2 separate regions of the Homo sapiens genome follow, and region 1 is linked to region 2. The links are chromatin contacts, found by Hi-C or POLR2A ChIA-PET in ENCODE. All regions are on one chromosome and are shown on one strand. The core of a region is the stretch at or near the end of the contact, and the rest is flanking DNA. Distances in the headings are between cores, read along the strand shown. Region 1 overlaps C2orf42 (chromosome 2 open reading frame 42). Region 2 overlaps AAK1 (AP2 associated kinase 1).

Evidence for each region. Hi-C counts contacts between places; a loop is a spot of excess contacts on that map. ChIA-PET counts read pairs that join two places held with the same protein, here RNA polymerase II (POLR2A). Pooled maps may share reads with other maps.
Region 1: a loop to region 2 is called in a pooled map, with 2.0 times the contacts of the local background. The contact joins two enhancer-like sites. A Hi-C loop is called at or near these places in 1 of 168 maps with a recorded cell type or tissue (stomach), 1 of 37 single-sample maps with no recorded cell type and 3 of 50 pooled maps. POLR2A ChIA-PET finds 5 or more read pairs at or near these places in 1 of 52 experiments (activated CD4-positive, alpha-beta T cell).

Annotation. Positions count from the first base shown.
Region 1 is chr2:70,158,307-70,163,691 of GRCh38, forward strand. C2orf42 (chromosome 2 open reading frame 42) reads right to left here. Exons shown (of 10, transcript NM_017880.3): 9 at 2,319-2,481. Among named protein-coding and RNA genes, the nearest start is that of C2orf42, 30 kb to the right of the region's middle. RefSeq lists an enhancer at 2,734-2,783. Within about 2 kb of position 3,650, at least 2 of the 41 ENCODE cell types and tissues checked have a DNase peak (open chromatin) inside an H3K27ac peak, as active enhancers do.
Region 2 is chr2:69,533,909-69,539,390 of GRCh38, forward strand. The region is part of intron 5 of AAK1 (AP2 associated kinase 1); the gene reads right to left. Among named protein-coding and RNA genes, the nearest start is that of SNORA36C, 16 kb to the left of the region's middle. RefSeq lists an enhancer at 2,097-2,146. Within about 2 kb of position 2,268, at least 3 of the 41 ENCODE cell types and tissues checked have a DNase peak (open chromatin) inside an H3K27ac peak, as active enhancers do.

The DNA.
Region 1 (5,385 bases), core at 2,400-4,899, 630 kb after region 2:
AAATTTTAAATACAAGGTACTGAGGACAGGGAGAAACTAAATTATAATTATAGATGATTCAGATAATAACTTTAAATGTTATCAAACATTAATTTAAAAAATTGCATATTCCTTTTATTATTTATTTATTTATTTATTTATTTGTTTGTTTGTTTGTTTTTGAGACAGAGTCTGGCCCTCTCGCCCAGGCTGAAGTGCAATGGCACGATCTCGGCTCACTGCAACCTCCACCTCCTGGGTTCAAGCAATTCCCCTACCTCAGCCTCCCGAGTAGCTGTGACTACAGGCACACACCACCACACCCAGCTAATGTTTTGCATTTTAGTAGAGATGGGGTTTCACCATGTTGGCCAGGATGGCCTTGATCTCCTGACCTCGTGATCTGCCCGCCTCAGCCTCCCAAAGTGCTGGAATTATAGGCATGAGTCACCACGCCCGGCCACGCCTGGCTAATTTTTGTATTTTTAGTAGAGATGGGGTTTCACCATGTTGGCCAGGCTGGTTGGAACTCCTGGCCTCAAGTAATCCACTTGCCTAGGCCTCCCAAAGTGCTGGGATTACAGGCATGAGCCACCGCGCTCGGCCGAGTATTCCTTTTTTTTTTTTTTTTTTTTGAGACGGAGTCTTGCTCTGTTGCCCAGGCTGGAGTGCATGGAGTGCAGTGGCGCGATCTCGGCTCACTGCAAGCTCTGCATCCTGGGTTCACACCATTCTCCTGCCTCAGCCTCCCGCCACCGCGCCCAGCTAATTTTTTGTATTTTAGTAGAGATGGGGTTTCACCATGTTAGCCAGGATGGTCTCGATCTCCTGACCTTGTGATCCGCCTGTCTCAGCCTCCCAAAGTGCTGGGATTACAGGCGTGAGCCACCGTGCCCGGCCCTCGGCGGAGTATTCCTTTTAAAAGCTACAAAAATAAAACAGTTCCAAGAAAATATTAGGAAAATTTTAAAAGAGAAATTATTGTAGACAAAAGAAGGAAATAATTTAAAGCAAATTTAGGGCCCGGCCTGGTGGCTCACACCTGTAGTCCTAGCACTTTGGGGGGCCGAGGTGGGCAGATTGCCTGAGCTCAGGAGTTCGAGACCAGCCTGGGCAACATGGTGAAACCCCGTCTCTACTAAAATACAAAAAATTAGCTGGGTGTGACGGTGGGCGCCTGTAATCCCAGCTACTCGGGAGGCTGAGGCAGGGGAATCGCTTGAATCCGGGAGGCAGAGGTTGTGGTGAGCCAAGATCATGCCACTGCACTCTATCCAGCCTGGTGACAGAGCGAGACTCCCTCTCCAAAAAAAAAAAAAAAATTTAGAACTGAAAAAAGCCAGTTACCTGATTTGGAAAACACCATAAAGCAGATGAAATTCAAGTACAGTCTAAAACAGACTTAGAAGAGATTTTAATTTTTCTTCTTTTAGTAAAGTGGGGGTCTTGCTATATTGCCCAGGCTGGTCTTGAATTCATGGCCTGAAGCGATCCTGCTGCCTCAGCCCCCAAAGCTCTGGGATTACAGGCATAAGCCACTGTGCCCAGCTTTCATTTACTATTATCACTACTGGGACTTCATCAAGGGTACCAATTTAATATTAAGTATATTAAAACTAAGAGATTTCCATAACTGGAAATAACAAGTTAGAATCAGGATAGATATTTCATTCACAAGAGCAGCAAAAAAATAATATTCACAAGAATTTGACAGAATAATTATAAATTCTAAATTTCTTCTGGAAGAATAAATACAAAACTGAAGAAACAAAGGGAGGCCACCAGATAGATCACAAAGCTAAATTAGTTAAAACTATGGCTGGCATGCATTTATTCATTCAGCAAGTCTTTTTTTTTTTTTTTTCTTTTTTTGAGGCTGAGTCTCACTCTGCCGCCCAGGCTGGAGTGCAGTGGTGAGATCTCGGCTCACTGTAACCTCTGCCTCCTGGGTTCAAGCGATTCTTGTGCCTCAGCCTCTCGAGTAGCTGGGACTACAGGCATGCGCCACTATGCCTGGCTAAGTTTTGTATTTTTATAGTAGAGACTGGGTTTCACCATGTTGGCCAGGCTGGTCTCAAAACTCCTAACGTCAAGCAATCCACCTGTCTTGGCCTCCCAAAGTGCTGGGATTATAGGTGTGAGCCACAGCACCTGGCCTGTAATTTTATTTTTGAAAACACTGGTTCAATTGAAACAAAATACCTTATCCCACGATTGCCTTTACAAGGTGAATGAATGTGTCTTCTTTGTTTAAGGTCAAGATCCAAAGCTTTGGACAGTGTACTGTACTGTTCACCAGCTGACACTCAAAGGAAGATGCAGTTTTGAAGTTCACTTACCAACTTTGAGAAAAGTTTTTAGTTCCAAGGGTCGCAGCACTGGTTGTTTTTCTATACGACCGTAGGTTTCTGCTATGCTTTCTACTTCCACTTTAGGGCATTTAAATAGCTCATAAGTCCCATCTCGGTTCTGGATAAAGCTACGGGTGATTTCCAAGGGCATCTGGACACCAAGACAATACCAAAAAAAGGTGAGAGAGAAAACTTTCAAAACAGACCAATACCTGGATGACGACAAATCTTTTATTATTCCTTCTTTCTTGTTAAGTATATTCAAATGAATTACAACTTCCCTGTTTTTCAAGAAAATCCTGTCAACAAATCTGCCTTTTCTCCCTTACATCATTCATGGCTTTCCTTTTTTCTCTAAAATCTTAAATTTCCACCCCAGCCAAACTATATACCAATTGAGCCTCTAACATCTTCATGGGTACATGACTGCTGCTGGCACAGACCTGCTCTAAAATCAGTTTCATTCCTTCCCCTACTGCTCTGCTAGCAGCATTCTTCTCTTAAATTCCTTTGTTCATAGCACCTGCAGCTCACCTCACATCCTGTATGCTTCATACTGTCCTTGGGACTGAGCCAAGCAGAACTGGAACTGGATGCTGTGGTGACCCAGAGCAAATTACAAACTTCTCAGAGCCTGTTTTCTCACGGGCAAAATGCAGTTAATGCCAGGGCATGGCTGGGAGGTCAAATGAGGTGACGGAGGTAAGTAATGCCTGACAGTGAGAAGCTCCATGATGGTTAGCTCTATTCTCCCACATGCCTGCACCCTGAGTTGCTTCAGTGTCTCCCTAAATGTCATCCATTCCAGGCTAAAAACTGCCTCTGTGCCATGTGCATTTAAAGGAGTTCCTCAAGTGTTTTTAATGCCAACACAGCCCTTTTCTAGGGTTCACATGTATTTACTTTTTTTAAGAGGCAAGGTCGCTAGGAGTGGTGGCTCACGCCTGTAATCCCAGAACTTTGGGAGGCTGAGGTAGGCGGATCACCTGAGGTCGGGAGTTTGAGACCAGCCTGACCAACATGGAGAAACCTCATCTCTACTAAAAATACAAAATTAGCCAGGCGTGGTGGCAGACGCCTGTAATCCCAGCTACTCAGAAGGCTGAGGCAGGAGAATCGCTTGAACCTGGGAGGTGGAGGTTGAGGTGAGCCAAGATCACATGATTGCACTCCAGACTGGGCCACAAGAGTGAAAGTCCGTGTCAAAAAAAAAAAAAAAAAAAGAGTCAAGGTCTCACTTGGTTGCCCCTGCTGGAGTACAGTGGCACAATCATGGCTCACTGTAGCCTCCAACTCCCAGGCTCAAGTGATCCTCTTGCTTCAGCTTTCTTAGTGGTTGGGACTATAGGCACACACCACCAGGCCTCACTTTTTCTTTTTTTCTTTTTTTTTGGAGATGGAGTCTAGCTCTGTCACCCAGGCTAGAATGCAGTGGCACGATCTCAGTTCACTGCAACCTCCGCCTCCCAGGTTCAAGTGATTCTCCTGCCTCAGCCTCCCGAGTAGCTGGGATTACAGGAGCAAGCCACCACGCCCGGCTAATTTTTGTATTCTAGTAGAGACGGGTTTTCACCATGTTGGCGAAGCTGGTCTCAAACCCCTGACCTCAGGTGATCTGCCCACCTTGGCCTCCCAAAGTGCTGGGATTACAGGCATGAGCCACCTCGCCAGCCTCTTTTGCTTTCTTTCTTTCTTTCTTTTTATTTTTTTAAGAGTAGGGGCCTTTGCTGGCCTGGCGCACTGGCTCACGCCTGTAATCCCAGCACTTTGGGAAGCCAAGGAGGGTGGATCACCTGAGGTCAGGAGCTTGGGACCAGCCTGGTCAACATGGTGAAAGCCTGTCTCTACTAAAAATACAAATTAGCTGGGCAGGATGGTGCGCTTGTAATCCCAGCTACTCGGGAGGCTGAGGTGGGAGAATTGCTTGAACCTGGGAGGCAGAGGCTGCAGTGAGCCAAGATTGTGCCCTGCATTCCAGCCTAGACAACAGAGTGAGACTCTGTCTCAAACAAAAAAAAAATAGTAGGGGCCTCGCTGTGTTGCCTAGGCTGGTCTTGAACTCCTGGCCTCAAGCAATCCTTCATCTCAGCCTCCTAAATCGCTGGTATTATAGCCACCATGCCTGGCTCACATGTAAATTCTGTAGCTATCAAACAACTTATTTTTTTTTCCTGAACAGAAGAATGCCTTGCAATTAAGCTACTCTTAATGTATCAAATCACATTATGCTGAATTTTCTACTTTTTTGGAGACGAAGTCTCGATCTTGTCCCCCAGGCTGGAGTGCAATGGCGCAACCTCAGCTCACTGCAACCTCCGCCTCCCGGGTTCAAGCGATTCTCCTGCCTCAGCCTCCCAAGTAGCTGGGATTACAGGTGCCTGCCACCATGCCTGGATAATTTTTGTATTTTTAGTTGTGACGGGGTTTCACCATGTTGGCCAGGCTGGTCTCAAACTCCTGACCTCAGGTGATCCACCTGCCTTAGCCTCCCAAAGTGCTGAGATTACAGGTGTGAGCCACCGTGCGCGGCCTGAATTTTCTACATAATTCTATTACTGTAGGAAAAAAAACTCCATCTCAGATTTTCAGGATCTACTTGAAAAACATACATACATATATATTTTTTGAGACAGCGTCTTGCTCTGTCGCCCAGGCTGGAGTGCAGTGGTGCGATCTCGGCTCACTGCAAGCTCCGCCTCCCGGGTTCACACCATTCTCCTGACTCAGCCTCCCGAGTAGCTGGGACTACAGGAGCCTGCCACCATGCCCGGCTAATTTTTTTGTATTTTTAGTAGAGACGGGGTTTCACTGTGTTAGCCAGGATGGTCTCGATCTCCTGACCTCGTGATCCACCCGCCTCGGCCTCCCAAAGTGCTGTGATTACAGGCGTGAGCCACCGCACCCAGCCCGAAAAACATTTTAAAATGTGTAAGACAGGCACAGGGGCTCACGCCTGTAATCCATGCACTTTGGGAAGCCAAGGTGGGCGGATCACTTGAGATCAGGAGCTTGAGACCAGCCTGGCCAACATGGCAAAACCCTGTCTCTACTAAAA
Region 2 (5,482 bases), core at 1,018-3,517:
ATTTCCATCATCTATGTCTTTTTTATAAAGCTCACCAGTTTAATCTATTTACACAAAGTGACACAGTCAAGCTTCCTGAGCATATACACACTTTAGGAATTTAAAATAATTCCAACAAAACAACGCTAATGTTTTCAATCTAATTTAGAGGTTATAAAAATAACAGCCATCATTTTCTGAGCTTTATTATTGCCAGTACTACTGTACTCAGCATTTTACATGGATTATCCCACTACATCCTCATAATCCCAATATGATTATTATCCTTCTCTCACAGATGGAGAAAATGAGGCTCAGAGTGATTAAGTCACTTGCTAAATGTCACACAGCCAATAGTTGGTACAGCTGGGAAGTGAACCTAAACAACCTCACTCTAGAAAGGATAGGCAATTATATTCCTGCTACAGGAAGCAGGTTAGAAGCAGAGCAATTACTCAAGGCCCCCATCCTTACTTCCAACTATAGTAGGGGAGACAATACTTGTCTAATGCATTGGGTGCAAGCTTAAGGACAGGACTTTCTTGGTGCTTTATGTTCAGAAATGCCCCCACAATAGAAATCTAGTGAATAAGGAATGAAGTGTCTAAACACTAGCCAGGCTGATTTGTTCGATGTCTCCTAAGCATTCCATACACAACCTAATTTGTCCTTTTATTCAATTGCTCCTTTTATTCAACTGCTCATTCTCCACTCCAGTTGTAACTCCTCAGAAAAACCTTTCACAACCAGTTCACAAAATCTACAGAACTTACTGTCAATAGCAGAGGCTGCCAAAGGCCTTCAGGCCACATCAAACCATGCCCACTTGTTACTTACCCTAAAGTTTATGGCTGCTTTTGAGCTCTGACAGCAGAGTGAGCAGTTATGACAGACTTAAAATATTTATTATCTGGCCCTTTGTAAATAAATTTTGCCAACCTTTGGTAGGTAATAATCACTGATAATCATTTACAATTTGGCAATGTTTCTTTCACTGTGGGTTGGTATTTAACTTCTTATGTATTTATGCTTGCCTTCCCAAGTAAGAATACAAAACTTTAGAGAAAAGGGCACTGTGTTATGCCTGTGCATCTCCCATAACACCTTGTCCAGTGCTGTACACACGCCAGGGACCCTTAAATGTTGCCGATGAAATCACTTATTCAGCATCATTCAGCAACAATCTTCCTCCTCGGCCTCATGCACCTGGCAGGGCTCATCTAAAACCATGCTTCTCCTATTGTATGTGTGCACTCGCTTTCTGAATCAGTTTCTACACTTCTAATGCTGGAATGTACATCTAGAAAAGCTGTTATACCATACATTTATCAAAGAAACATGTTTCACACAAAGGATAAATGCTTGAGGTGGCAGATACCCTACTCATCCTGATGTGATATTACACATTGCATACCAGTATCAAAATGTCTCATATAACTCCTATATACACCCATTACGTACCCACAAAAATTAAAAACTAAAAAACAAAAGAAACACGTTTCAACTCCTACTATATGCCAAGAACTTTTCTAGGCTCTAGGGATAAGGCTGTGAACACAACAAGGTCTATCCTCTCACAGAGCTTACAGTCCAACTGGGGATAAGAAGAAAATAATTATACTTGCCTGGTAGTGATAAATATTATGACAAGAATACAGCAGGTGAATGTATGTAAGGTGAAGACGAATGTTATTTTAAATAGTATAGTCGGGGAAGGTCTCTCCAAGGGGAACAGAGACCTGGATGAAGAAGGAGCAGCCATGTGCCATATGGGGAAAGAGCATTCCAAGCAGAAAACAGTAGCACAAAGGCCCTGAGATGGGAGTGTGCCTGAAGGGTCTGAGGCACAGAGGCAGGCCACTGTGGCTGGAATAGTGCTATGCATAGTACCAGTACTGCAAAGAAAGCTGAAAACATGGGAAAGGACCTACTATGAACCACTGCTGTCAGGAAAGGGGAGACAAGACAATGTGGAGCCATGGAGGAAGTGAAGGACTTACAAAAGTGAAACTAATAACAGGAACAAAGCATAGAAACCAGAGTGATAATAACAGTAGCAACTAACAGCACTTATTAAGTGCCAGACACTGCTCCACGCGCTTTTACCTAGAGTATTTCATATAATCCTTACAAAGCCTTATTGTCTCCCTTAATAGATTAGAAAAAAGAGGCCAGAGAAGTTACCTAACTTGTCTGAGGTCACAGGATAGTAGGGCAGTATTTAGGCTCAGGCCACCGGACTGCCAGGACCACACCCTCACCCACCGTGCTGATGTGCATTGTGCAATTAAGGGGGATGGACAGTTGAGATTGGCGAGGAAGGAGGAAGGAGAAAGGGAGAGGACCAGAGAAGCACACAGACAGCAGACTGAGGAAGGGCACTTGGGCACCATTCAGCATTTTTCTCAGGTCAGCAGCACATGAAGACAGCCATTTTATGAAAATTAGCTTGGCAAAATTGAGGGAGAAGAAAAGAAGGAAGCCAACAAGGGCAGGTACAACAGTCTGGGTGTGAGATGACTAGGGCAGGGTATAGAGAAAAATCAACAGGGATGGAAGTAAGCAGGTGTGAATAGATTATGTGAGATTAAGAAGGTAGAAACCCAACTAGACAGTCGTACACCACCTTCTGAAAGCTTCAGAGAATTTGCATAGGGACTTTGTTTTTGGCAAAGTCCCTTAGGGTGAAGCTCAAGATTGTTTACCACTGCTTACAATCCCGAACCTTTCCATTCTTTGAGAGTGCGATGCTGCTGACCCCATTTCCTAGCCTCTCAGCTTAAGAGTGCAATTGAAGTTGTCACTGTCAAACTCTGCTTACAGCTTTAGCAAAAAGATCTAAGAGGCTACCTCCTACTGACCTCTTCATCTCAATATTATTCCAAACAGGTATGGCATTAGGCATTTCAGTCAGAGAATGTATTGCCACTGCAAAATTTGAAGGATTAGATGAATGCAGGTTTTCAAACCTGTGTTTCTAAAAATGGGACAAGAATCTTCATCCTATTATACTTCATGAGATCAAAATCTCTATTCTAACAAAGGAGACATCTATGACTCTTTTGACATGAATGTGCATGTTAAGCCTTAACCCTTTCTTCTCCTTTCTTAAGTGCTTGGACAAATAGCATGGTATAATACAACAGAATAAAACGGGAGTGAAAAACCGTGGTCTCCGTTCTGGTTTGATCACTCAACTACCTGTGCAGGTCACAGCCTTTCTGTGCGGAGGTTTCCTCACTGGTAAAGAAGAGGGCTGGCTTAGGTGACCTTCCCAGATCCACAACACCATGATCTGCAATACTGATCTTTATCTTTCTCAGAGAAATGAAAATTTAAAATGGGGAAAATGATTAAAGTGTTAAAATAATGTATTAGAGGAGAGATCTTCAATATAGAACAGCACTTCTGCTATGGTTATTTTTAGAACATAAGCTGCTTAAGGACAGGGACCACTTTCAGTTTATTTCCTCTGTCACTGGAAAGAAAGGCTGCACAGGCAGTAGGGAGGGCAAGGGGGGTTTCCTCAGTTCTGCATGTGAACCAGCAGACCCACAGGCAGAGTGGCGCTGGCTCCACAAGGCCCGAAGTAGGCCTGGCCCGTGCTCTTTCCCTCATCCTATTAACTTTTATTCACAGTGGCACCTTCTCACCGAATGGAAATCCTGCTCACAGAGAAGCAACTAGCATTTTCTCTGGAAAACAGGAAAATAGAGAACTCTTTGGCCCTGACTACTGCTAGGACTGTGGTGGCTGGTTCTCACAGTGACATGGAGCTCAGAGTCGCTGAGACTATGTGATGCAACGACAGAGCCAGGGTGAACAGGAGCACTTGGGGAAGCTGCAGATGCGCAGACAACTGTAACTGCCCAGCGCGGACATACTAGCAGACAGCAATAAAATCTAACGTGCTAATGAAAGCATCTAGATGGCATCGAGTGTAAGATCTGGGGAGTCAATGACTAAAAACAACAGCGACCAGGACTTCTCTGCAACAATCACAATCCAGGCCTCTTCCCATGGTCCCTATATCCAAGGTAAAGGAGAAAGAGTCTCCTGAACCACAGTGAACAAATTGGCAGCATGCCTGATGATCTTCAATATTGATGAAAACACAACCACAGAGTCCAATACAATCAGCTCTCCTTATCTGCAGGTTTCACGTCTCCCTCCATGCAACCAACCATGCATCAAAACCCACTGATAAGGGGGGACAACTGTGTGTATTCTCCACCTACAGATGGTTGAATCTGCAGATGTGGAACATCAGATGCAGAAGGCCAACTACTGTGTGTCCAGCATTGCGCTGCCTCCGTCTTAGGAGCACTGAGGTGCAAGGGGTAAAGCACTGAGGGCTGGCTGGGGAAATGAAGTCTGGTAACCTCACTCTAGCCTTTCATTCCAGTTTGCTCCGCATTCCCCTGCTGAAACATCTTGTGGGCTGTTCAGTGCAGTGAAGGAAGAGGCTGGGGCCCGCTGCCTTAGCCCTCCCACCGACCTACTCAGCATCCCAGGCAAGACACTGAGCTCTGTCTCCAGGGCCCCATCACTGGGTGATGCTGACCCAGCACCTCACTGTAGCACAGGGAATGTCACCAGGCAGTGCTATCCTGGTAACTACGTAAGCTGGACAGGTGTTATTTACTGGTATGACATGACTATCATTCAGGCTTCATTTAATCCAGTAAGTGTTTAAAAATCAATATAAAGAGGGCTGGGCATGGTGGCCCATGCCTATAATCCCAGCACTTTGGGAGGCCAAGGCAGGCGGATCACTTGAGGTCAAGAGTTCAAGACCAGTCTTGCTAACATGGTGAAACCCCGTCTCTACTAAAAATACAAAAATTAGCCACGCGTGGTGGCGGGCACCAGTAATCCCAGCTACTCGGGAGGCTGAGGCATGAGAATCGTTTGAACCCAGGAAGTGACAGCTGTAGTGAGCTGAGATTGTGCCACTGCACTACAGCCTGGGCAAGAGAGCAAGACTTCATCTCAAAAAAAAACAAAAAACAAAGTTAATATAAAGGAAGACTCTGAGAACATGGGAATATTACTTTCTAAAAGGATCCTCTGTGTCCCTCTGCTCTTTCCCTTGTCCTCACCTCTGAGCCCTTTCAGGCATTTACCATGCCAGGGATGTGCGCCTAGAGATTGACAAGCACTCCCTCATTCAACCTCACCACCACCCTAACAGAGCAGGCACTGTTAGCTCCACTTTACAGATGATGAAACTCAGGCTCGGAGAGGCTAGTGATTTGAGAAGAAAGCCAAGGAGCCTGGAAAGGAGGAGCTGGGGAGAAGACACCATCATAGAGGTCAAGGGAGAGACAGTCACAAAGGAGCCAGAAGCCACAGGGGGAATAAGACAGGGACTGGAAAATGTTCTCTGCATTTGGCAATACGGAGGAAGCTGCCTATGCTCACCTCTCACAGCACTTGTAATTCCGTCAGTATGAGTCACACGGTGGTGCAGAGTCAGAGTTCACAGGATGAACTCTAACCC